Regions from separate parts of the Mus musculus genome. Here region 1 is linked to region 2. The links are chromatin loops, found by intact Hi-C in ENCODE. Cell type or tissue: left cerebral cortex. All regions are shown on one strand. Each heading gives the region's core, and the rest is flanking DNA. Links, peaks and the distances in the headings are about the cores only. Region 1 has its middle 12 kb from the start of Gm32123. Region 2 holds the start of Gm41112 (a long non-coding RNA gene).

What was found. Hi-C counts contacts between places; a loop is a spot of excess contacts. Peaks named below come from ENCODE experiments on the same cell type or tissue, not always from the same donor. Only the 100,000 strongest peaks of a DNase experiment are listed, where the experiment ranks them.
Region 1: a loop joins it to region 2, with 4 times the contacts of the local background. A loop is called at or near these places in 2 of 42 quality-filtered maps.

Annotation. Positions count from the first base shown.
Region 1 is chr14:25,091,023-25,103,781 of GRCm38, reverse strand. No RefSeq gene overlaps it. Among named protein-coding and RNA genes, the nearest start is that of Gm32123, 12 kb to the left of the region's middle. In left cerebral cortex, for the core only: no CTCF peak of the experiment used is centred there; a DNase peak (open chromatin) is centred at 6,689.
Region 2 is chr14:25,038,463-25,051,221 of GRCm38, reverse strand. It overlaps Gm41112 (a long non-coding RNA gene), which reads right to left and starts at 537. Exons shown (of 3, transcript XR_874428.3): 1 at 229-537. In left cerebral cortex, for the core only: CTCF peaks have their summits at 6,192 and 8,191; DNase peaks (open chromatin) are centred at 6,142, 6,908, 8,633 and 10,120; H3K27ac peaks cover 318 bases.

The sequences.
Region 1 (12,759 bases), core at 2,082-10,081, 54 kb before region 2:
AGCTCAAAAAGAATTATCCCCATTTTACAGCTTAAACAATTGAGACCCAAAGAAGACACCTAACCTGTATCATCCACTATAAAATGTACACACACACACACACACACACACACACACACACACACACACACACACCCTGTCCATTCACCTCTCCAAGACCTTGTGATGAGCTACTTTGGTTTTTGTGCCAGAATATTACCTGCAATTGCGATCCATGTGCAGTTCAACGCAGGGTGGTGTCTTTCCATTTTCCTTAATTTAGGACTTAATGTGAGGGACCCATCATTGTGGCTGAGGTCACTAGCTGTCTTTAATTTCCATTCCCTCTTCTTCTACAGGGGCAGAGTGTTGTTGGAGTATATGGCTGGCCTCCCTTGAGACCGTGTTCCCACGTGCCTTTAAGGCACTGATAAATTTTGATTATTACTCGTTTGAATCCAAGTAACATAGCCGAGCACATGGCTGTGGGACTAAGCTGACTAAGCCCTGTCCAGTTGCCTGAGCAAAAGTGTTTACCTAGAATAGATTTGAGGCCTTTCGTGAAGAGAGACCCTCCCTCCCTGCCTCCTATCCCTCTCCCTTCCCCTCTCTTCCCCTCCCTCTGTGTGATTACACATGTGTGCATGCCACAACTCTGGCCGAGGTAGAGAACAATCTTGAAGGACAGTTCTCGCCTTCTACCTCCTTTGAGACAGGGTCTCTCTATTGGTCCATTGCTTACGCCAGGGCTGCTGTTCCGTGAGCTCCTGGGGGTCCCCCTGTCTGTGGTTACCACCCTGAAGTGAGAACAGTGAGATCCTGGACTCATACTACTCCTCTGGGCTCTGCATTGGTTCTGAGAACCCGCGCTTAGGTCTTCACACATGAGTAAGCAAGTGTTCTCCCTGCTGAGTCATGTCTCCAGCATCCTTCCAGACTTATATATTATTAAGCTTCTGATGTATTTAAGCCGCTGCTATATTTTGAGTTTTGGTGAACCCCAGCTAATATATTGCTGTTTTGGGGTGCCATGCATTAGCTGGGCTCAATCTCATTCACAGAGTGCAGCACCACTTGGTTTTGGCATAAACACTTCAGAGATGGAAGAACAAAAGGCCTCAGCCGGCAGTGGGACTGTCAGCTTCTGGCCTTGGTTTAGCATCATCTCCTTGTCTTCAGTCCCCATTGTCCTATGGTCCTACTGCTTGTCACTGGAATGCTCATTGAAACACAGATGGGTCTTCACCTGAGATACAGCTTATGGTGAGAGCAAACATTTTCCACCTGATGTCTCCTTCTCTGCCTTCCCTGTTTTTGCTGGAAGTAAGAAGAGCAGAGCCCATTGAGTACCTTGGGCTTTCTCTAGCTGAACAACACTGTACTCTGGACACTTGACCTCTGGGTCCCTCCAAAGCATACTATGCAGGAAACAGCATTTGGTACCTGCCTAGTTTCCCATATGCCTCTTCGAATGGCATCCAGTGGGAAAATGGAACCTTTAGAGTGCTCCTCAATCTGTAGAAGAACATCGCTGTCCTCTGTCCCCAAATCAAAATGGGCTGGAAGCTCTGTCCTGGGTCCCCTCCATGAACAGGGTACAGGGAACAGCAGCTTAGCCTGAAGCAGCACTGGGTTCCCATGTGGCCAGCTGCATGAGTGTCCCGGTGTGGGCTCTCCTGAGCCTCCCCTCTTCTTTCATCTCCCCAACTTGTACTGTCTCTTACCCTTTGTAAGATAAAGCCTATATTAGCTTTCCCCAGCAGTTTGTTATATAAAACGCTCCACATGACAGCTCAGAGTTGCCCTGGCTCTCCCATTTCCGGCAACCCTTTAAAGATCTTTCTTAATGTCCCTGCTCTATAATCCATTAATTTCTATTTTACGACTAGAAACTTCCCTTGGTATTTTTTTTTCTCTAGTCATTTTCCTCCTCTTTTCAACCCCTCCCCCTTCTTGGCATTTTCTCCCATTTTGTCTTCAGTGAGGCCCGTGTCCCAACATCTCACCTTCTGTGAGCAGGGAAAGCAATCACCAGGGCAGCTCTCTGTGGCTATGACAAGATACCTCGGGTGGTCGGTCAGTCTGTGGGAAGAGCGGGGCCGAGGAGACAGCAGCCGTTAACGTGCTTGCTGCGGAAGCACAAGGTCCCGAGTCTGGAACTCTCGCACTTGTCTAAAAGCCGGACAAGGCAACCTCCGGGCTCCATATGTGTATTCACATGCAGTCCCCATCACGCACGTAAATCACATGAAGCAAAACAGAAAGAAAGAAGTAAGTAAATAAAATGACTTTAAAAGAAGAAAGGTTTGTTTGAGCTCATAGTTTTAGAGATTTCAGTCCACGGTGCTCTGTGGTACCACCCCGAGTGATGACTGGACTTCACGTGTGGAAGTCACGATGTCTGGAAAGCGAAGGAGAAAGAGAGCCAGGGGCTGAGCTCCTGATAGCCTCTGCAAAGACACAGCCCCAATAGCCTAACAGCCTTCCACTAGGCCCACCTCCCAAAGCTTCCTTCAGCTTCTCAGGATCTTAGGTTGGCAATGGAGCCTTCAGTGTGTGGCCTGAGGAGGTATTTTAAACTCAGATATCACGGTTTCCCCACAAATAAAAACAGAACCCTAAAGAATGTGTTTTTAGTCACAGAGCCTTTTCTTCCTTCCCATGGAAGTCCCACCACCTTCTGCTCTTTTTGTACAGCATTGATAATGTTCATTCTGTCTCCCTTATCATCTCCTCTACTGTCTGAGGACTGACATCAGGCAGTGGGTTTCATACTTTTTTCTACTTGGTTCATACAGTTCCTGGCACACAGTAGGCTTGCTTTTTTCCAGAACACAATAGGTTTGAATTCCCCAACACATAATACATTCTTAATTCTTGGCACCTAATAGTTTCTTAGTTTTTGGTACACAGTAGGTTCTCAATTCATAGTAGGCTCTTGCTTCTTGGACATAGCAGGCTCTAAGTCCCTGGCATACAGTAAGTACTTAGTAGGTTCTTGGCTCCCAACACACAGTAGGTCCTTCATGAATCGTGACTGATGGCCACAAGAAGCTTTCTTTGTGTTTAGTGTTTCAATGTGTCCTCATGAGACAACCAATGGGTGCCCTGACCACCACACAAATTAACACCTTCTGCTTTTCACAAGGCACCATTGACAGAATGAAAACACAAGCTACATTCTGTGAGAAAATAAAGAGCTCATATCCAAATATTTAAGGAACTTTCAAAAAAATCAATCTTAAGAAAACAGCACAATAAAAAAAAGTGAGCTAAAGACTTGAATAGAAGCTTTACAAAAGGTGGTATTTGGATGGGGAACCACATGAAAAGATGCGCATCCGCATTAGTAATTAGGGAAATGCAAATGAGACGCACAATAGCACAGGACTGTCAGAGCAGGTAAAACTTAAAACACTGTTGGTGAGGCTGAGAAGGAAGCAGAACTCTCACGTAGCTGCTGGGCGTGTGAAAGAGCCCAGCTACACTGGTAAATACTGTTTCTTAAAAAGTTAACTCTCTTCTTCCCGTGTGACTGAACCTTCCCATGCTTAGTACTTGCCCAGAAGAAAAAGACAACACGCCCCAGGACAGCTTCTTCACAGAGGCTCTGCGCAAACACGAAACAGCCCAAATGCCTCTTAACTGAGAGGGAAGAAACAGTGCGTAGTCCATCCTTCCAGAAGAATATTACTCAACCACCAAAAAGGATAAGCAACTGGAATATATTACAGCATCGATGGATCTAACAGGCTAACGAGGGCAAAAACACTAGACCGCAGTGTGCAAACTGACTGACTCCTTTACCGTGGGAGCCAGGACACACAAGAGGGCGCACAGACATAGAAAGCAGATTGGTGACTGGGGCTGGGGCCCAGAGCTGCTGAGCAGTAGAGGGAAGAACTACCAACTGGGGCGCTCTGGGGACAGGCGCAGGCGTGCCCAGTGTTGTGTGGTATCAGGAGATATCCGATGAACTGCACGAAATTGTGTGGTTTGAGTACACAGTCTCCTGTGTGCCAGCTTGCCTCTAAAGAACGCTATTATAGCAACAAATCGATACATAAAGCAGCAAGGAAATGCTTTTGATTACATTTCTTCAATTCTCTGCCCTGCCTCCGTCGCCCTGAAAAAAAAGAAATTGTTCACAGAGCTCCCGTCCAGGGCAGGGTTGGCCTTCTTGTGGCCCTGGCCAAAGCCTCTTGACTTTGTTGTTGGAATCTGTTTCTGGGTTGGACCAGGGCATGTTACTAGCTCAGTGATCGTCTAGGTGAGGCCCTGGGTTCACATGGGCATGTGTGCACACATGGAGCTCATGGATCTGCAAAGTTGTAAAATTGTCTTACCACAGACATTTTCCACATTTGCCTCTCAACCCTCTGGCTTTCAGCCACACTCAGAAAAAGGAACAAGGGAGAAGCCTAGAGGGAGGGCTCATTCAGAGACTGCGCAGCAGACAACGCAGGAGGACTTAGGTAAAAAGGAGATGGCAATGAAGAAAGAGTCTGGAGCCTGTGCACACTGCGGAATGCAAGGGGAGTTTGCTGTACAGTGTGTTGGGTACTTGGATGCCTGGGTGCAGTAATACTGGTTAGTAACGGAGCTCACGATGCCGATTTAATATGAGGTGTGCGGTGTGGCTCAAGGATCAGTCCTCCTCTACAGTCTCCAAGCTATGCCCACGGAAGTGGGCTCAAAGCAGAGCCAGTCTCCACCAAAGTCCATGGAGATGCCTTGGTGGTGAGTTATTTGGGGGTAGGGGGTTGATAAATAGCTAATCAGGCTTAGGAAATGGCACATTGCAGCAGACCACACACCCCAGAGCAGTGAACCATGTGACAGCAGACTTTGGGGAGAGATGTGGGGTGGCTAGAAAGCACATAGGTACAGATGGGGACAGGGATTCAAGGACTGACTATGTGGACCCTGGTAGTGAGAGGTCTCTCTGCTGGTGCACATGAGGAGCCTTTCCTTTGCTGGAGGCCGTCTCCCTAGACACCGACAACACACAGGTGACAAATGGAAATCCATGTGCACTGTAAAGCATTTGCAGAGGAAACGGCAAGGAATGTCCAAATGAAAGCCTTAGTCCTGTGGCCTTTTGTCCCAGCCACCTGTAGAAACTCTCTTCAAGAGGTTCCACGGAAGCTGTCCCCAGCCTTAGCTTGTCTTATGACTTTGAACTTGAGGTCAAGGCACTGCAGAGACCTCAGGTTCTTGGAGGTGAATGGCTGAAATGGGAGCATGATAAGGATTAAAAACCTGGTGCTAGCCCTGCTTGGCCAAGCTCCTGGTGGCCAGCTTCTCCTCTCAATTTCCTGCCTCTATGCCTTGGAAGGAAACAGCGTTAGCTACTTTTCCTGATTCTCTGACAAAACATCTGATAAAAGTAACTCAAGGCTCACAGTTTGAGGGCACACAGTCCATCATGGCAGGAAGTTACCGTGACAGGAACCAGGAGTGTAAGGCAGATGGTCACTTTGTGTCCCCAGCCAGGAAGCAAAGGGAGATGGATTTTGGTGCTCAGGTCTCTTTCTCCTTCTTAGAGTCAGGAGCCTCAACCACAGAATACAGTCATCCAGAGTGAGGAGGAGTTTTTACCCCTCCATTAACCTAACCTAAAAACTCCTTCGTAGACATACCCAGAAACCTGTCTCCTGGGTGATTCAAGGTTCTGTCAAGTACAACCATTATTAGCCTTCAAGGATCACAGAGCTAAACAGTGCTGGCTCTTGCTAACACGACGGTGAGCACATGATTGGTGGGTGTCTTGCAGGGGCTCAGCCAGAGAGTACACACCTGTTTTCAGTGAGGCAGTTGAGGATTCTGTGGGATGTGTGGCTGAAAGAGAGGTTGGTGAGCCCAAGGAAGGCCAAAAAGACTTCCCGAGGATCTGGAAATGTTAATAGAAGCCCTGAATCTGGTCACATGGTCAAAAAGGTAGAAGGAAGAGATCCCTGGGGAGTCAAGTAGGTTGTTGGCCCAGACAGCAATGGTTAAGCCTGGCTCACTACTTATCTCCCTGGTGAGTGAGCAAAAGAACAGAGCCAGGATGCTCATCACTAGATGTCTATCCTGAGCACCGCACTGAGTGTGGGTCTGGCTCTTAATGTACACACCTTTCGTGCTATCTGTGACTTTGACCTATTGGGAAGTGAGAATCTTTGCCAATGTAATTGATCCAGGTAAGGGTCTTTAGGCTCTCCTGAAAGGCTTGACATGATGTCCTTCTAAGAAAAAGAATGGGGGCAAGACAGATACACAGAAGCAGGAAGCAGAGACAAGAGTTCAAAGCTGCCAATGAAGAATGCCAACAATTGCTAGCCAATGTCGAGGGGCCTTGAGCAATGGTCTCTTGGATCCACAAGTATAGTGGGCTTTGCTGATACCTGATCACACAGCCTTTCGGCTTCCAGGGCTACAGAAAGACACATTTCTACCCTTTAAATTACCTAGTTTGCTGTAACTTGGTAACAGTGGTCCCCCAAGATGAACACATATCCCATGTTGTACAGTGAGCTTTGCCTTGCAGAAGGGCCTTGGCTCCAGGCTGATAGAGGCAGGCTTTCGGAGTAGGTGTGGGGTAGAGGTCTCTCAGAATTTGAATGGGTTGGAGTCTCAGAGCCACAAAGCCTGGTGATATCCTGTCATTTCTCTGGACCCAGATCTGGAGTTTTAGTGCCAAGGCTGAAAAAAAAAAATAGTGTAAACATCGAAGAACAGATGTGAAGGCAAGCCAGAAGCCAGGCATCTTTCTTCCTCTTTCCCTCAGCCTCTGAGGTGCTGAAACTACATCCCTGGCAGCATGCCCTGCTCTCTGAGAACAGGTGTAAAAGAGTCCCTGAGAGCAGGTGTCTAACCGAGGGGACCAGGGCTGGTGGGAACTGGGGTTGGCTGAGGCATTGAGCAACAGGAGGTCTGCCAGTCTTCAGCTGCCTTACTATTGCTTGCACTTTCCAGAATTTGTTAATGACCTGAAGACATAGATGTACCCACACACCACGATCAATCCCCTATGTTTAGCTGTTGTTTTATTTTTGCAACTTCTTTGCTCTGGTTCTGTGCCGCTGTCATCGGTCACAAGACAAGGCTCCCGTCAGTGAATGTCCCTGCTCACATCAGTGATGATCCATACAAGAGAGAGCATGACTCCAGATACCACAGGGTGAGAACACAAGGCCAGTCAGACACTTTGAAACCACACAGAGAACAATGTGGGAGGCTCCCATGGGCAAGCTCCCTTGTATTCTTCAAGTGAATATTTGCTCATCCTCTAATGTTGATTATTCCAGAGTTTGCGGGGCCTTGGAGAAACATAGCCCTGAGTTCTAGGCAATGTGATAAAACAAATGAACAAACAAACAAGCAAATCAAAAAGCACCACCACCACCACCAACAATACCACCACCACCAAACAACAATGCCCAGAGATATTTTTAGCTGTTTGCTACTGGAATTCATTGGATAGGAACCAGGGATAACATCAATCATGTATGATGGTTTGAATAGGTAAAACCCCTATAGACTCCTGTGTTTGAATGCTTGGTCCACAGGGAATGACATTATTAGGAGCTGTGGCCTTGTTGGAGTAGGTGTTGCCTTGCTGGAGGAAGTGTGTCACTTGGTCAGGGAAGGGCTTTGAGGTCTCCTATGCTCAAGCCATGCCCAGTGTGGTACAGTCTCCTTCTGCTACATGCAGATCAAGATGTAGAATTCTCAGCTCCTGCTCCAGCGCACCACATCTGCCTGTGTGCTGCCATGATTCCTGCCATGGCCATAATGGACTAAACCTCTGAAACTGTAAGCAAGTCCCAATGAAATGTTTGTCTTTATAAGAGTTGTCTTGGTCACGGTGCCTCTTCACAGCAGTGGAAACCCTAAGACAGCATTCTATATTGCATAAGATACACCCAAATCGCCCCATGGAATCACCAGCCTCTAATGCTAAATGTGGGAGCTGAGCAACCTGGTCACTCAGGGCACAGAGGCAGAACATGCACCTCCTGCGACTACAGATGGAGGTAAGTGTTTCTCCCCCTTCAGAAGGAGGACTGCCAAGGAAACAGTGCAGTCTACCAGCTCCGCTGAAGTAGCAGTGAGAGGAGAAAGGGTGACAGTCACTTGTAAACCTCACAGAGAAGGGATTAATTATGGCCAGTTTCGATGTCTGTATGTGTATCCAAAGCCCACGCTGATGGTTAATTGTCAATGTAGTCTCCAGAGAGAGGGCCTTTCCTCATGAAGGACATGGAAGGCAATTATCTCATGGATGGGATTAATGACCTTAGAAGAGAGGTCAATGGAGCTGGACACACTTTCATGCCTTACATTTTGTGAGAGTACAGTATGCTGTCTCTTGAGAAGACATAGCAATGAGCTTCCATCTTGGAAGCAGAAGACCAGCCCCTGTTGGACTTAGCCTGCTTGAGCCTAAAGCATGGCTTTGCCAGTCTCTAAACTGTGGGCAATGAACTTCTGTTCTTTATAAATTACCCAGTCTATGATATTCTGTTACAGCAGCAGGAAAGTGCCAAGACAGCCAGCATCCACAGATGAAGTGTTTCCTACAAATAATTGGTACCTGCATAGTACTTAATAGTGTTTATAAAGTACGTTCCCCAGCCAATCAGAACACATATAAACACTTTCTAACTGAACAGTCACAATCACAAAGCCCTCAGGCTACGGGGTGGGAGTTTAGCTAGATTTAGCTGGAACATGACGCAGAGAAATGATATAACTGTTTTGGAGTTTTATGTATGGGAACGATTTTCTAAAATCATTTTGTTTAGATGAGAAACTTTTCTTATTTATTACCTCCCTTAGTGATTGGCAGGGGATCTTAATGAAGAAGTTACATAATGCTTGCAAGAGAAACAGACAAACCAATAGACTCATTTTAGTTCCATGTCTAGAGATAAATGTTATGCAAATTTTGGTGGATACAAGCTGGTTTTATTATAAATGCTTATCATACCATATTCTGACATATATACTTAGTAATGTCACCTGACTAATAACTTGAAGACAGCATCGTTTTTGGTGGCTAGATGGCCAGAGGCTGAACCCTGCTTTGTAGGCTTCCGTATTGTAGTCTGTGGTGTCAGGAATCCCATCACTGTATTAGATAATAAGAATATGAGAATCTGGGATGGGCAAGTTTCTGATGATGTCATTTTGTCTTTTGGAAGACATCACAGGTTTAAATACATCTCAAGTAGCTTCAGTATCCCTTTCTGTCACTGGATGGGAGGGCTTGTTGGTAGGGATTAATCTTATGTGTCAGCCTGGCCAGACCCTCATGTGTGATCACACATTATTCTAGATGTTTTTCCATGATGATCACCTTTAAACTCGTGGACTTGAAGCAAAAAGCATTTTGTGTGTGAGTGGTCCTTATCCAATGCACTGAAGGTACCAAACAGAACAAAAACTGACCTTACTAATAGGCTGCCTTGAGTTCTTTCTGCAACCCCAAATCTACAGCCTGTCTGGTCAAACTCCTCTCCCTGTCTCTCTCTGTCTCTCTGTTTCTATCTCTCTCTCTCTCTCTCTCTCTCTCTCTCTCTCTCTCTCTCTCTCTCTCCCTCTCTCTCTCTCTCTCTCTCTCTCTCTCTCTCTCTCTCTCTCTCTCTCTGTGTGTGTGTGTGTGTGTTTGTACTCACACACATGTGATATGTACATGCCCACTATGTGTGTATACTTGTGGTAATGAGAGGTTGGCACTGGCTGTCTTGCTCCATCATTCTCCATCCTATTTTTGAGACAGGGTCTCTCACTGAACCTGGGGTTCACTGAATCATCAAGACTGTCTGGCCAGCAGGTCCTTGGGATCCCCTGTCTCTTCTTCACAGCACTTGAATATAGGTGTGTATCAGTGTATCCAGATTTCTTAATGTGTTAGGAATCAATCAAGTCTCCAGGCTTTTGTGGTAGGCTCTTTGCTGATAGCCGTCTCTCCAGCTCTCAGTCAGATCTTTAATTTCTACACACTCATGCTATCAGCTTAGCTTGTTTGAAGAATGCTAAGGGACTGGATGAAGGCTCTTCTTCTGTTCCTCTCTTGCAGCATGACTCCCAGGAGTAGACCCACGAGCCCCACATCTTTGGCAGTATTAGCCAAAGGGCAAATACATCTCTTTTTCAATTGTAGAAGTAGGAGAACTGGTGTCAGATGCAACCTAGTCAGGTCTCACTTGGATGACATCATGCTACTCAGAATAGGTGGACTGTATATTCCCCAGTGGCAATCAGACTTGAAGTGGGGGGTGGCTGTGGGTGCCAGTCTGTCCCAATCTTGTCCAGGAGTCTGCATGCCAAACCAGGGTTGGTGAGCCTAGAGAAGGGTTGGTTTCTCATGAGACAGCCATAGAAGCAAGCCCAGCAATGGTGGGCCAGAAATCAGCTACATGAGAAGACAGTTGGAAAGTCAGGGCTATTTGGCTTGAAGACAAGAGACAAACAGAGACAGAGACAGTGTCTTTCTCAATGAGCTATGTATGAAAGAGGCTTTAAAAGCAGCTGTAGCAGGCAGAGATGGGAGCAGAAAATAAGAGCAAGGCAGATTTCATCTCATTGTCAGCTGTTTGGAACAGGTAATGAGTTCCTTGTGACAGAAGACATGCAAGGGAGACAGATGCAGAAAAATAAAAGTCTACATTAGACAGAATCATCTTTTCATGCTGTCCCCACTCCAGGCAAAGGGACTTGTCAGAGAAGCCTGTGTGTGGATGAGGATGGTCCCTCTGGGTCATGGGTGCAAACACAGCTACCCTGGAAAGGGTTTGAAATGACCACTCCTGTTTCTCAGGCAGGCAGGCCTATTTTAGTTTGACAGTCACTAGGATCCTGGCCCTGGTCTGCTGGGACATAGACCTCTATCACACACAGATGCTGACCGTGGATTTGATAAACAGGACTGTGCTCAGCTCACACCGTACTCTGTGGACCTGTAGGAACTCATAGTCTATGAACATTTACAGTGCTACTGATTCCTGGCCAAGTCATCGATGACAAGGTTGTGAATATCAGGGATGAGCTAAGCAAACTCTTCCCTGTACTGGGCTCATCTCAGCTTAACTGTCAGCTGCATCTGGTCCTAAGAAGATCCATCAGTCCAGCCTCTGATGCAAATAATGCTCAACCAACTGGACAGAGCATGGCACCACCCTCAGTTCTCAGGAAGCAAGGAACATCTGAGAAATGTCCCAGCAACCTCTGCCCACTGCCCATTGCACTGCTGCTCTGCGGAAGTCACCCTCTCTGAGAGTTGCTATCTAGAGCACAGGATGAGTGTGCCGTGACTGCCAGAGAGCTCACACTTCTAGAACAAGGATGGCAACAACCTTCACTGCAGAGGAGCAATATTGCAAGTGAAAATCGTGGCCCTTGGGCTGGTCATGGTGACTTACACTTACCATTCATGGCCCTAAGCTAACAGCAAATAAGTGTGCCTAACCTGGGGATGCAAGGAGAAGCAAAGCCCTGAGGCCAAGAATGCTGTTGTCCATGGAGCCATGGAGCCGGACAGCAGGCATTTGAGTGGATGGGAGGAGCTTTGGATTGAGACAAATCGATCCAGGAGTAGAAAGCTGTTGCTCGGGGAGTGTGGCTGGCTTTGATGGACACAGGCTCACCCCTTTGTATTTATGCCAGAAACTGGTAATTTACTTAGAAATGAGTCCCAGGCAGCATCCAACCTAAGTATCATGTCACATCTCACACTGAGAACCAGAAGGGGAGGCCAGAAGGGGAGGTGACTTGAGCAAAAGGCCTGCTCAAATCTAGTCTCCCAGTGAAGGTTCCTTTTCTTTTTAGCGAGGGATTTGCTAGGCTTCTGAGGAGAGGCTGATGCAGGGACCAAAGATGTCATGTGTGTGTGTTCATTTCAGAATAGCCACTGAGGCTTCTGGGTGCATCTGACAGCATGTGGTAGGAAGGTAATTCTAGACAATTGACTTCCTGGCTGGTAGTGCCAATGCCAATCAATAAAGAACCAGGTGTGCCCAGGGGCAGAAAAGGCAGCATGGGCCAGGGAGCAGGGATTGAGCCTGGCAATGAAGGCTCCACCCCCCAAGAGCTAGATGGGACATAATGTTTTTCAGGTTCCCTCAAAGGGTCACATGGCATCTTCTGCCCTCTTGTAGAATGTCTACAGTTGGGTGCGCTGGCGGGAATGGTATGATCCTGTAGAAAAGGAGGTGGGTTGCCAAAAGTGGAGAGACTGAGATGCCAAGTTGGCCCATCAGTGCAGCTGGACCCAGCAAGTTGCAGGAGTGTGGCTCTCTCTCCATGGTACCCTACTCATTTGCTATCTTCCCAGAGAAGGCATAACCCCCTTGGGCCACACACAGCCATGGTTTCTTTTGGGAAGCAATTAATTCTTGCTTCCCAGACCTTCCCAATGGGTCCCAGAACATCTCTGCTTGTTGGGAGTGGGAATGTGGAATCCGGTCTTCCAACACCCACAGTTTGACAAGGCAGAGAAAACTCCCCAGCAATGAAGAGAACCAAATGTCCACTGGGCTGTGAGGATCCAGGCAACAGATTTGTTTATTTCATTTCACTACTTGAGTTTCTCCACAGCACCCAGCAGACCGTGTAGTTCACAGAAGGTACTTAATAAATGTTTGTGGAAGACCTAAGTAGTGGATTTAGATTACAGAAGTCTTCCTGGGAATTAAGATGGGGAGAGGCACATGGAGCTGGGACCCATGGTGGTTAGTGTCCTTGGAGACACCTTTGCCTTCCCTGCTTAGGACTTCTGCCCAGAGCACCATG
Region 2 (12,759 bases), core at 3,136-11,135:
TGGCTGTCACGTCCCCTTCCACTTTCCTCCTCAAATGTGTTAGAAAAATGGAGCTTTATCTTATTTAAAGGCTTTTAAAAAAAACTACAAGCTGTTTTCCAAGGCAGTTAAAGAAATGTAATCAGTCGCATGGTGTCAAGCGACAGATGGAAAGGGGAACCGGGAAAGAACAAAGATTGGAAAGTCTCAGGCAGAAACGTTAGTGCTGGAAGCAAGCACAGCCATTACCTTCTCCTGGCTCCTTGTCATCAGGGGAACACACTGTACAAGGCCTGAAAGGGTCTTGGCTGAGGTCGGCGATGGATGAAACATCACAGGAAACGTCCTCTGGTTTGCAAAGAGGGGCCCAAGGAACAGGAGATTTTCCAGAGTCACTTGAAGGGCCAAGAGTGGGAAGCAGCTTCAGATACATGTGGTCTGGAGTGAGGGAGACAGATGCAGGACTGGATCCTGGGAACCAGCAGTGTTTGCGAGAAGGAAAAGCAGATGAGGCAATTGTACATGCTGTCGGGGACAATGAGACAGGAGCTGGCTCTTACCTTCCTCCCTCCCTCCCTCCCTTCCTTCCTTTCTTCCTTCCTTCCTCCCTCCCTCCCTCCTTCCCTCCCTCCCTCCCTCCCTCCTTCCCTCTTTCCCTTCCTTTCTTTGCATATGTCTGTGGGCTGTGTGCATGTGTGTTCTTATGTATGTGGGTAAACAGAGGGACACACAGTCATGTGCCGATGTGTGTGGAGACTGGAGGCTAGATGACTTCCTTAATCATTTTCCACTTTACACATTGAGATGGGGTTTCTTGAGCCCAGAACTCACCTTTCCAGCTAGTCCCGCTAGCTAACTTGCTCTAGCCCCTGCCTGGATGTTGGGCTGATGGCAGGCAGGGCCACTGCTCTTACCCAGCTTTTACGTGGGCTCTGGGGATCTGAGCTCCAGTATGCACATTTTCAGGTCAAGCAGTTTACCAGTTGAGCCATGTCCCCAGCCTGTGGACTTTCTTATGAAACGGAACATGGACTGGTTGAGTCTCCCAGTCTACCCACTCTCAGTTATTTATCACGAAGAAATGAAAACTAGATCCAAACAAAGACTTGCACAGAGATGTATGTAGAGCTTTCTCTATAACAGCCCCAAACTGGAAAATAATCAAATGGGACAGAAACAAACAAACCAAGTCATCATGCAATGGAATAGTACTCAGCGACAAAAAAGGACAACCATGGATACAGGCAAAGAAGTCCAGAGTGAGAGAGAAAAGCAGTGGTATGTGGGAAATGAGAGATGGATTCTATTGGCATCTAAGCTTTTTGAGGTGCTCAGAATCCTTACAAAATCCTTGCTACGCTTTCTAAGTATGTTGTTTTATGAGTCCTGTTGTCTTTGAGTAGATCATATACCTATCCAGCCTTCTCTGGGGCTTGGCACAGTCATGTGACCTCACCCATCAGATATGCCTGTTGGAGAACTGGGCCCACATGCATCTGCGCAACTGGATGGAAGGAGTCAGAACGGGGCCCGCTAGCTGGTGAGGTCAGAGTCACAGAGGTCTTAGATTGTAGAAGCTGTCGGGATGACACCGATGTGTTTGGGTACAGAAAGGGTAGCAACTGTTTGTAGTAAGGGACAAAAATAATCTCCAGCTCTAGCTTGTGTGAGATGATGACAGGCACTGATGGCCTGATACCCCCTCTCCTGCCTCAAACCGCTTCTTAAACAAGGTTTCAGATAGAAGCTTGCTCTCCAGGAAAGTTCTCTGCTGCTTGTAAAAAGCTCATTAGATACTCAGTATCCTTTCCATGGCTTCAAGAGCATCCTCCACTGTTGCCCTCAGCCCCAATGCCTCACCTGACACTTACGCACCTGCATCACTCCTCATGCTGTCCCAACAGCAACTCCAGCCTTCCGCTTGCTCAAATCAGAGTCACACTCCTGTCTCCCTGTAAAATCCAACCTGGCAGATCATCTTGCTAGCCCAGTGCCCTGCCTCCTCTTTCTCTACCCTGCTCCACCCAGCTTGAAAACCTCACTTCTGATCTGAGCTCTTAGTGGCCCTGGGCTAATCGTCTTTCTCCCTGCTCAGACATGGTCCAGTTGCCTAACCTCAACACCTCAGCCAGAATGGACATTCTAGAACCATCTGTTGTCCCACCTTATGATGGTTCTCCTCTTTATTCAGAATCCATGCCTGTGTCTGTGTGAGTGCAAACCTCACACACATGGGATGACAACTGAACATGATGCTATGCATTTTTAAAACGCATCATGAATATGTAGGATTTGTTCCTGAAATGCGAGGGACATCGATGCACGTGATTGAGAGTATTAATGACAGAGAGGTGGAAACCATCACACCAATCAGTGTTGAAATACCACCTAAAGTTCAATGCTAATTTTTAGTTTAAAAAATGGTTTTATAAAGGGGAATAGATGCAAAGAACCTTAATTTTGGCAAAGGTTGCATGCTAAGTGTGCCGGGGGAAGCATTGTACTTAAGAGCAATTTTCTTTCAGGTCAGGAATATGACAGCAGAACTGGCTTCTCCATTATTGTGCTGCTGATTCTACAGGTTCATGTTGATGAGAAAGGAAAGGAAAATGGAGGTGTGTGTGTGGGGGGGGGGCAAAGACGCCTTTCCCCTCATTCGTGGGTGACTTGGTGATTTGCATAGAAAATCCAAGCAATCAGAAAATGCCAAGAACTAAAAAGATACAAAAAATAACTTTGCCATGCATAAGACCAACATGTAGAGGGTAACCATGTTCTTCTATGCCTTCATAACTAAGATACTGTGACAGAAAATTAGATACAACAAGGACAACAAACAGCAATGAAAGTACTGGCATTGATGAATGCACAAATGATAACCCAAATACACACACACATATATGTATGTATATATATATATAATTTTTGTGACTGAGGAATGTTATAAAGATGTCAGTTTCCCCCCCAATTTAATATATACATTCAAGATAATTCCAAACAAACTGAAATACAATTTTAGGGACAGCTCAACAAATCAATTCCAAAATTGACTTATTATGAATGTCAATAAATAACTAATGAATCTGACAGTGACAGAGGCCAAAGTTGAAAGTTCTCCCTACTAGACATAAGAATTGTAATAGAGTCATGACAATTAAAATAGCTTTGGTGTTGTCTTTACAAAAGAAGAGTCCCAGTTACATATGACAATTCAAGACTTCCCAATTTCTTAAGAGCCTGACACAATATGAAACCTGCAGGCTACCAAATAAGCCTGTCACAAGTTCATGGCTGCTGGCAAAAGCAACGAACCTCCTGGGTCTGAGAAGGGAGCTTATTATTCTTAGCAGCAGCCGTAGCCAGAATAGCCTGCCTTTGCTCCATAGGTCTCAGTCACTACAGGTGGCTTGTAGGGCTCTGGGCAGCACCTATGTGTAAGCAGAATGATTGACAGGCTCTATCTTACACATACTCAGCGTAAGGAACCTAAATCTTTCCAAGTGGCAGCATTGGCCTGTGTCCTCAAGGGAAAAGTCATTTTGTTTATACTCTACGAGTCAGTAGGGGAATTTGCTCCTTTCTCTCTGTGGGGACAGTCTCTCCTTCTCCAGCTATTTACCATGCAGTACACTTTTGAAAAAATAGTTGCAAATTGTCTGTCACAGTCTCTGCTCTGAGGATGTAACAAAAAAGCTAGAGACAGGTAAGAATTATCTCCCCAATATACACTACTGCCTCCATCACAAACCAGTGAAGAAAGGATGGATTGCTCTTTAAATCATGTGTCTAAAACGTGACATCCTGTATAGAGAAAACTCAAGTCAAGTCTTTGTCTTATTCTTGCTACAGAAATAAACTCCAAAGGGTTTAAACATTCAGATGTGAACACTGCATGTAACAATGGTAAAATATGTTGATGTAGTTTTTACTATGGAATCTTGGATTATTTTTTAAAATGTTTTAATTGTATGTTGTATGGTTGTATGGGTGTTTTGCCAGTATGTGTGTCTGCACACTGCATGCATGTCTGGTCCCTGTAGAGGCCAAAGGAAGGTTTTAGATGCCCTGGAACTGGAGTTTCAGGTGGTTGTGAGCTTCCTTGTGTGAGCTGGGAATGGAACTCAGATCCTCTGGAAGAGCAACCAGTTCTCTTACTGTGGATTCATCTCTCAACACGTCTCATGGATTATCTTCCCCACCATGAAGTACAAACCACATGGGGAGAAAATAAATGAGTGGGTTTGTGTCAGAATTAAAGGAAAAATGCTTATCAGAACGTACTATTCAAGAAGCCGGTGAGCTAGCCCAGTGGGCAGAGCGCTTGCCAAACATGGGAGGATTGTAGGTGCCATTTTATCACCCTACAAACCCAGATGTGGCAGGGCCTAAATGTAATCCCAGGGCTTGAGAAGTAGAGGCAGGAGGACCAGAAGTTAACGCAGCATTCTTCGCTATGTAGCAAGTTTGAGGCCAGTCTGGAATACTTGAGACCCTGTCTCAGAAGAAAGAAAGAAAGAAAGAAAGAAAGAAAGAAAGAAAGAAAGAAAGAAAGAAAGAAAGGAAGGAAGGAAGGAAGGAAGGAAGGAAGGAAGGAAGGAAGGAAGGAAGGAAGGAGAGAGAAAAAGAGAGGGAGGGAGGGAGGGAGGGAGGGAGGGAGGGAGGGAGGGAGGGAGGGAGGGAGGGAAACAAAAAAATACCAGTCTCCAAAACAAAATACCATACAAACGTTATCAGAGGCATGGCAATCTGGACAGACTAGCCAAATCTGAAACCAGAGAATGATTAGTAAGTAAATTGTTCATGTAACTCCTCCAGATCATAAAAAGAAATAAAAGAAAACAAATAGAGAGATGGGTGAGGGCTATGCACAGACAACCCACAGTCAAAGGCTCAAAAGCCAGCAGGTCTCTGAAGACATGCTCAGTCAGTGAGGAAAGCAAACCGTGCAGCAGGGGAGGCGGTACCACTTTACTCACCACTGACCGGAACCCTGGAGAACCTCGGCTGCAGTAGAGGGTGGAGAGAAATAGACAGCCTGATGCACAGTTACAGGAATCTCTGTTATAATCATTCGAGGAATCAAATAGAGTTAGTTTGTGAAATTAAGGTATACACATTGTGTGTCCCATCACTGTGTGTCATCAGGCCAGAAAGCTGGCTCAGTGGTAGAGTGCTTGCTGCGCAAGCCTGAGCACCTGAGCTTAGATATCCAGCAGCCACAAACAATCCAGGCACATTGAGCCTGCTAGCTCCAGCCCCGAGAGGACGGACAGGCAAATCCCAGGGTCATGTGCTCTGGTTTGCTGTGTTCTAGGTTCAGTGAGAGACTGTCCCAAACAAGGTAGAGAAGATGAGACAGCAGGTTTCTGTCGATGAGAGTAGGTACCCACATATAACATGCCGAAAACACAACACACACAGACACACAGATACACACACACACACACACACACACACACACACACTATTTACACCATGCCTCCCTTAGAATCTGCAGCAGGGTATGCAACCTCAGAGACCACATCCCATGTGCACTAACAATCCTCGCTGTGACTTTGCATGCCCTCTGGTTCTCCTCATGTTTCCCACCTTCCATTTCTCTCACAGAGCATACCTGGCAGCTGGATCCTCCACCAGTCTCCTCCACCCTCCTGACTAGCTGGTTCTGTGAGCCTCTGGGGCTCCCTGCACTGTCTTCCATACACTTATTCATCGCTCCATCGGTTGGTAGTAGGTGTAGACAGATCTATACTCCTCATTAGGTTGGCTTTTCTTTACGGCTTGGACTGGACTGTATTTGTCCTGGTTAGAGGGCCTGGCATGGTATCTGGCATAGAGAAACCTTCAGCTGTGTGGAACGAGGACATCAGTCAAGTGCTGGGTCCACATCTGTGCCTGGTATGTGTAAGGTAGAATTTTGCCCCGTGTTCAGTGTTTAGATAGCCCTGCCTCTGGCTATCTTGGCTGGCCTGATAAGGGCAGGGAAGATGGCTTCAGTCTTGGGACCCCATGTAACAGCAGAAATTCCGCTCATCTCGTGATATGTCCTTTTGGGGTGAGTCTACTCAACGTGTAAGACATTTTGAGGCAACAGACGCCTGCTCGGCTAGTATGTGATGTGTGTGAGCACAGCTGGTGTTCCTCAGCTGCTTAGCTTCCATTCCTCCTGGTCCCTGTGCTCAGGAATGTGGGGCAGAGCTCCCTCTGGGCTCCAAAAAATGCCTCAGGCTGGATTCTGTGAAATTCTAACCCTTCCTCTGGCCCCTCTCCCTCAGCACCGCCACCTTCATCGTAAAATAATTTATACAAGTGGAAAGAAAAAAAAAAAAACTCCAAGGCAGAAATACCATATGTAGAACAACATTGTGAAGTCTTCTTAATGTCCCCAAAGCTGCATGAGGCCATTTGCAAGATGCATTAGCCAGATAAGTATTAACAGAAGGGCCTATGGCAAAGCTGTTACCCAAACTACCACCTTTTATTAAGCCCCCAGGAAAACTTAAACCAGTCCATTACACTCATGTCTGTGATGGGCCTATTTTTTTCCAGCCAAGGCAAGCTGAAATATTCCTGAAAAGGGACATGGATTAAGTATAGGTACAAGCAGACACCAGGGGTTTCATGTCTAAGCTTGGGTAGAGGGAAGCTTCAAGCTTCATGGTCAGCTGATGGTCAAAGAGCTGATGAGTTTCTCCAGAGTTTCCAGGTCGGGAGAAAGGTAGCTAGGCACATTGGTCTGCCACGCAATGCTCCATGCCCCACCCTGGTTCATGCCCCATGTTACTTCACAGCCCACACTGCAGCACACCCTTCATTGCTTTAAGTTTCACTCGGCGTCATGCTCCACGTGGCTTCATGGTCCACACGGCGTCTTGCCACACAGTGCTGAACGCCCCTCATCACTTTGTGCCATACGGTGCTTCACGCAACTCAGGGCGTCATGTCCCACACTGACTGCTTCATGACTCATGCTGCTTCCCACCCCACACAGCTGCATGTCACACACCATTTCGTGTGAGATGCCGCCTTACAAATCTGCTGTTTCTCTCGTCCATCTCCCTTCAGGAACCAGGGCTCTAAGAGATGCAAGGACCCATTTTCCCCTGCTTCTCATTTACTGTGTGACCTTGGCCAGTTATCTGGGGTCTCTGGGTTTTACACTTGTCATTTCTGCAAAGGAGAGTGTGCCAAATGACCTCTAGATGACCTTTCAGAAGAGGCAACTTCATCATACTGTATGAGGCTCTAGAAGGGACCAACTGTTTGCTTTTTTAACTTATTTATAGGTTGGCAGTCTTCAATCACTTCTGTAACTCTTGTGAGGATCAGACTTTTTGTCTGTAAGATGGAGAAACTATCTCCTGAATCGGAGTGAGTATGAATTAAAACTTCATATGGAATTCACTGAAAACAGCTCTCAGAGCATGGAGGGTGTTCAATACACATTGAAGTCTTGGTTATCACCGCTTAGATTCTATTTTAAGTAGCCTCCTCCAAAATGGACCCCAGTTCTCCTTCCCCCCCTAGTATTCAGCCACTGTACAATGCTCTCCCTTGAGCGTATGCTGGACCCAGCAACTTGTTTCTAACAAACCAAATACAGAACTATATAGGAGTACCATACTAAAGATCATGTTATTAAAAAGTGTATATGGTCCATCTTAGGCACACTCATTGCTCATGATGAAAGAAACCTTCTACAGCGAGGTCTGTGCAGCCACAGAGAAGGACTTTCAGGGCAACAGTTAGAGAGGAACTGAGCCCTTTGTCCAACAAGCTCCTCAATAGGCCCTTGCAAAAACCTCCATGCATGGGAGAGGAGAGGGGAGGACCTGCCTCAGTCAGGCCATCAGATGCACCACAGCCTCGTTCCTGACTTTGTGCATCCAGAGATCCCATGAGACGATGCACACTTGTTGTTCTGATCTCTGTGCTTGGAGTCATTTGTTACGCAGCTCATTTCTTTCCTCATGATGTACAAAGACTAAATGGGTACTTGGTGAGCTAAGAGGTTATTGCACATGTGAGATGGTCTCAGCCTGACCTTCATGGGTGTCCTTGCTAGAAGGATGACAAGGACATTAGTGGTCTCACTTTTTTAAGGTTCTGGCTACTCAGCCCTTCCCAGATAGAGAAAGCAGAGGCAAGTGCCTTTGTCTGCGTTGTCAATTGCTCTGTTCCCAGACCATCCCCTAGTGTCTGCATGAGGGATGTACTCAGATGGAGAAAGTGGTGAAGGCTGACCTGGAGGGACCAGAGGCAACTGGCAAGAACCTGCTATGTAGATCAGAAAGCTGTCCCACTGGAGTTGGGCAGGTGGCATGCTCAGCTCCTGGGCCACTCCAGCTTCCTGGCTCTGGCTCTCACTCCGGCTTCAGGGAATGAAAGAGGCAGGGTCTGTGACTTCTCTGAGTTCCCAGATTCTGGTCAAATTTCAGGAAACTTCAGAAGAATAGGGTCTGAGGTCTGCTTCAAACACAGCAGGAAAGAGAACTTACAGACTGTTGTTGTTTTTTTCTTTTTTAAGTTTGTATTTTGGTTTTATTTTTGTAACACTGAAGAAGCCCTGAAGTTGCACGATCCTCTACTTTAAAAGGAGTTGTGGGAAGGTGGGGGAGCAGGGTGAGGAATCTTACAAAGCTGAAACCTTCTGGTGCTTGTTAAAAACAACAGAACAGCCATCTCCCCTCCCCTCAGGGCTGGCTGGCTTGACCCTCCGCTCTCCAGAATCTCTGGTTTTATTTTATAATCTGACTCGGCTGCAAACTCTGCAGCTATGCAGCTGACTTTTTACAGCCACGGCTGGGGAATGACTTCATCTTGGTGAATTTATGGGTCACGGCAGAGGATGGAGCAGAGGAACCTGGAGGGGGGGGGGAGTTTGCAGCCTATCCTGCCCCACCTTGGGTGATGATTTTCCCAGTCATGGCCTTGCAGAGCCAGCTCTTGCCCTGCTGTGGTGTTACGAGTTGGGGTGTCGCGCCAGAATCCCCTGACGATGTCTGACATGGTTGTGAACTCTCAGTAGAGCACAGGAGCTGGAAAGTGAGCCTTAGGGGTGGCCCAGCACATTCCAAAACCAAGAAAAGAGTCCAGGGCACCTGAGAGGCGTTTCTACTCTCAGGCATGGGGTTGGTTGGGCTTGGGGACATATGTTGCTCCAGAGACAGTGTGTTGGCAATGTTTGCCCCTAGGCTGACAGGGACTGGACTGGCACCAATCTCTCAGCTGCCATCTTTCCCCCTCCTGCCTTCTTAAAACACGGCTCCCGGAGCAAGTGCTGCCCTTCCTGCCTCTAGCTTCTCCCCAGATGTTTCCTGAGTTCTATCGCTCCTTGGCTAGCACAGCAACTCCCAGAAGTCTTGACAACCTGCCACTCAGGGTCATGGAGTCTGCTTTGATGATGGCCTGAAGATAGGTGGTCTAGGTATATATGCTAACCTTGAGAACTACCACGCCTAGAATCTGTTCACCTTCCTGCTACTCTCTGTCTGCCCTCTGCCCCAAATACATGACACAGAGTTAACACTTAGAGACACTTTGAACCAGGAGATATTTCTGAAATTCATGGGATAAACTACCCTCGGCCACAGTACCCCACTCCATGCTCGTGTGCATACATGTGTGTGTGTGTGTGTGTGTGTGTGTGTGTGTGTGTGAGAGAGAGAGAGAGAGAGAGAGAGAGAGAGAGAGAGAGAGAGAGAGAGAGAGGTGTGTGATGTCTGTATATATGTATATTGTAGCCTGAGAGCCTTGACTCTTCCTGAGCTGGACTGTGGACAGTTGAGGCTCAGAATCAAGCCGAAAGCTTCACCATCCCTGAGCCCTGCGATTTGGGGACACCACCGCATGCCCTGAGATATAGCTATTTCCATCTGATGGCACATGAAATAACCTTTCTGTCATCCCACGAGTGGATGACAAAGGCAGGTGGGGTTGACTGGGAAGACTCTGAAGCTGGGGATGACCCCGATTCTTTCCCACAACTCACTGTGAGACAAGTCTTGGGACAAGCAGTAGGGGGCAAGCCACAGTCCTCACCCTCCATGTTCTTGCAGACAAGGAGGCAAGGCAGCCAGGAAGACTCCAACTCCCTGGCTTGGTGGAGGTTTCACTACACAAATGCAGACAGGCCTTGCAGGGGCTGGAGATGTGACTCAGTGCTTGAGAGCATTTGCTGCTCTTACACAGGACCCACGTGGTGCTTTCCAACCATATCTAACTATGCTTCCAGGGGATCTGACACTCTCTCTGATCTCCTCAGGTACCAGGCATGTGCGTGGTACACAGACATGTGTGTAGGCAAATTCTTATGCAAGCAGTCAGTAAATCTAACAAAAATTTAAAAAGTTAAAAACGGTCTTGCTGACTGATATCTGAACTGAACTTGGACAAAGAAGTTTTCAGATAGACACGGCAAAAGACAAAAGTGTGATTTGGAAGGAGAGTGACTATTATGGTCTGGATGTGTTCATAAAAGTTCACACGTTGGAAACTTGCCCCCACACTCACAATCTATATATTTGGTTGTGGGCTTTGGGGAAGTGCCTGGGATTAGGTTAGGTCATCAGGATGGGGACTCCATTTTTGTATTGGTGGCTCTATAAAATGAGGATGAGAGGCTTGGGCTAGCACATTTACTCTAATTATGTGATAGTCTCTGCTTCATTTTGATATCACTGCTCTTTCGTTTTTACCGTCTCTAGAACCATGAGCTAAATAAATCTTATCTCTTTATAAGTCACCCACATTCTAGGACACTTTGTTATAGCAACAAATAAGACTAAACAATAAAGTAGAGTCAGAGAAAACTGGGGGAAATAGACTAAAGATGAAAGAGTCACTGAAAAAGTTGACCATCAGTTGTACTACATACACTTAATGCAGTGGGTATGAATAGATGTGACTGACAGCATTACTGTGGGACACTGTTGGGGACAATAAAGCTTGAATATTTGACATACTGGGTGGGTTTTAATGTGAAGGAGGACTATGTATTCTACATGGGGTTGCTGGGGGAGTGGTCTTTGGCTTGAGGTGACTTGGGAAACATAGTCAGTTGGAGCAGTGATGGCAAGGCTGTCTGAGTTAGTCAATCTCAAGGGTATTAAAATAAGATAGCAATGGCCTGCTCTCCCAAGAGCCCGGGGCTCCTGTGCTAGGGCTCAGTCTTCCCAGGAGAGAAATCATGCCCAGTGTTGGCTTCATTGCCTCCCACATCGCTGTGATAAAACACTCTTACCAAAGCAACCTTGAGGGGGAGGGGCTTATTTTGGCTCCCAGTTCGAGGGTAGAGTTCTCCGTTGAGGATGTGAAGGCTGCAGGGACTTGAGGCAGCTGATCGTGACACGTCTGAAACCAGGAGGCACAGAACAGTGGATGCTCTTGCTTAGCTCTCAGACCCCTTTTCGTTCCTTCCAGAATCCAAACCTAGGGCCTAGTGGCACTCCTTTAAGGGCGGGTCTTCTCACCTCAGTTAGTCTAATCAAGATCATCTCAGGTGTGCCTGGAGGCGTGTCTACCAGGTGATTCCAGATCCCAACCAGTCCATGGCCTTTAGAAACCATCACAAGGGCAGAGTGTTCTGTGCTGTATGCCAATCCCCTTGGGGTTGAGTGACCAGGAAGGTCTGGCTAGTTTGCCTGCCTTCCTCTTCTTCAGCACCTCCTATTAAGCAGTGCCTCAGAGGAACCTTTCCTATTGGCCACCTAGAAAGCTCCACCCTCTTCTATGAATCCTAGGCTCTGGCCTCCTGCTTTCTGGGTGCCTCAAGTACCTTCTCTGCCTCTCCCACCCCTTTGGAATAATCACTTCAAGAAAGCCCTGCTCCTCCTCATTCTTTGGCCCCAGGGAAGTATGAGCTCCCATTGCTCCTGGGAAGTTTGCCTACACTGGTCAACCTCTCCTTGCAGACGATCAGGGAAATTAGAATCAAACTCAAAGCCGTTGTGAGATTAATGTTCTAAAGACAAGCATGTACCTCTGAGTGGAACCGGGGCTGCTGCTCTTTGATAATCTATTCAACTCATTTGGTTCCATCGTTAATAGACAGCTGTGTATTCTGTGATGATTACAATATACATTAATCAAAGGCACGTTGTGCTGAGAGTTGAAAATTACACTTCCCTTTTTTTCCTCTCTGCAGAAAAAAAGAAAAATGGTCTGCCATTCAGTGCTGAGGCGAGGGGTATTCAGATCTTCAGAAACCAAGTGGTGAGCCTCCTTGGGAGAGCAAGTTCTGGAAAATGTAAAAATTCGTCTCCAAGTGTTATGCTGTCATTAGCTGTCAAGTGCAAGCAAGGGGTTCAGGGGTGACCTAGATACCTTGAAAACTTCCAGACACTCCTGGGCTAGTGATTTTGCAGAGCTCCTCTTGGCCTTAACCAGGTAAAATTTCCCATTTAATCAGCTCCAGAGAATCTTCAAAGTCACAAAACTGACATGCATGCTTTGTCAGTGAGTGGTCAAATTCCATACAATATGCCATTTTGCTTTTCTGAATAGGCCTGGGCATTTATAATTACAGATGGATGCAAAGAAGCAGGCAAGCAAGAAGACACACCCCTGCTTGGCTCAGAGGGCTCTGAACCTGGGTTCCCCACTGGCCTCTAAGTCCCAGAATCATATCTCCTGTCTGTGTCTCCATCACCATCTCAGTGATGAGAATAACAGTGTAACCAAGCAAAGGGGAGGGTACTGAAGCAGGTGCTCCTGGAAGTAGCTCCTGGTCTGTGCTCCTTTCTGTAAGCAAGCAGGATTCACCAGGACATCACAAACACG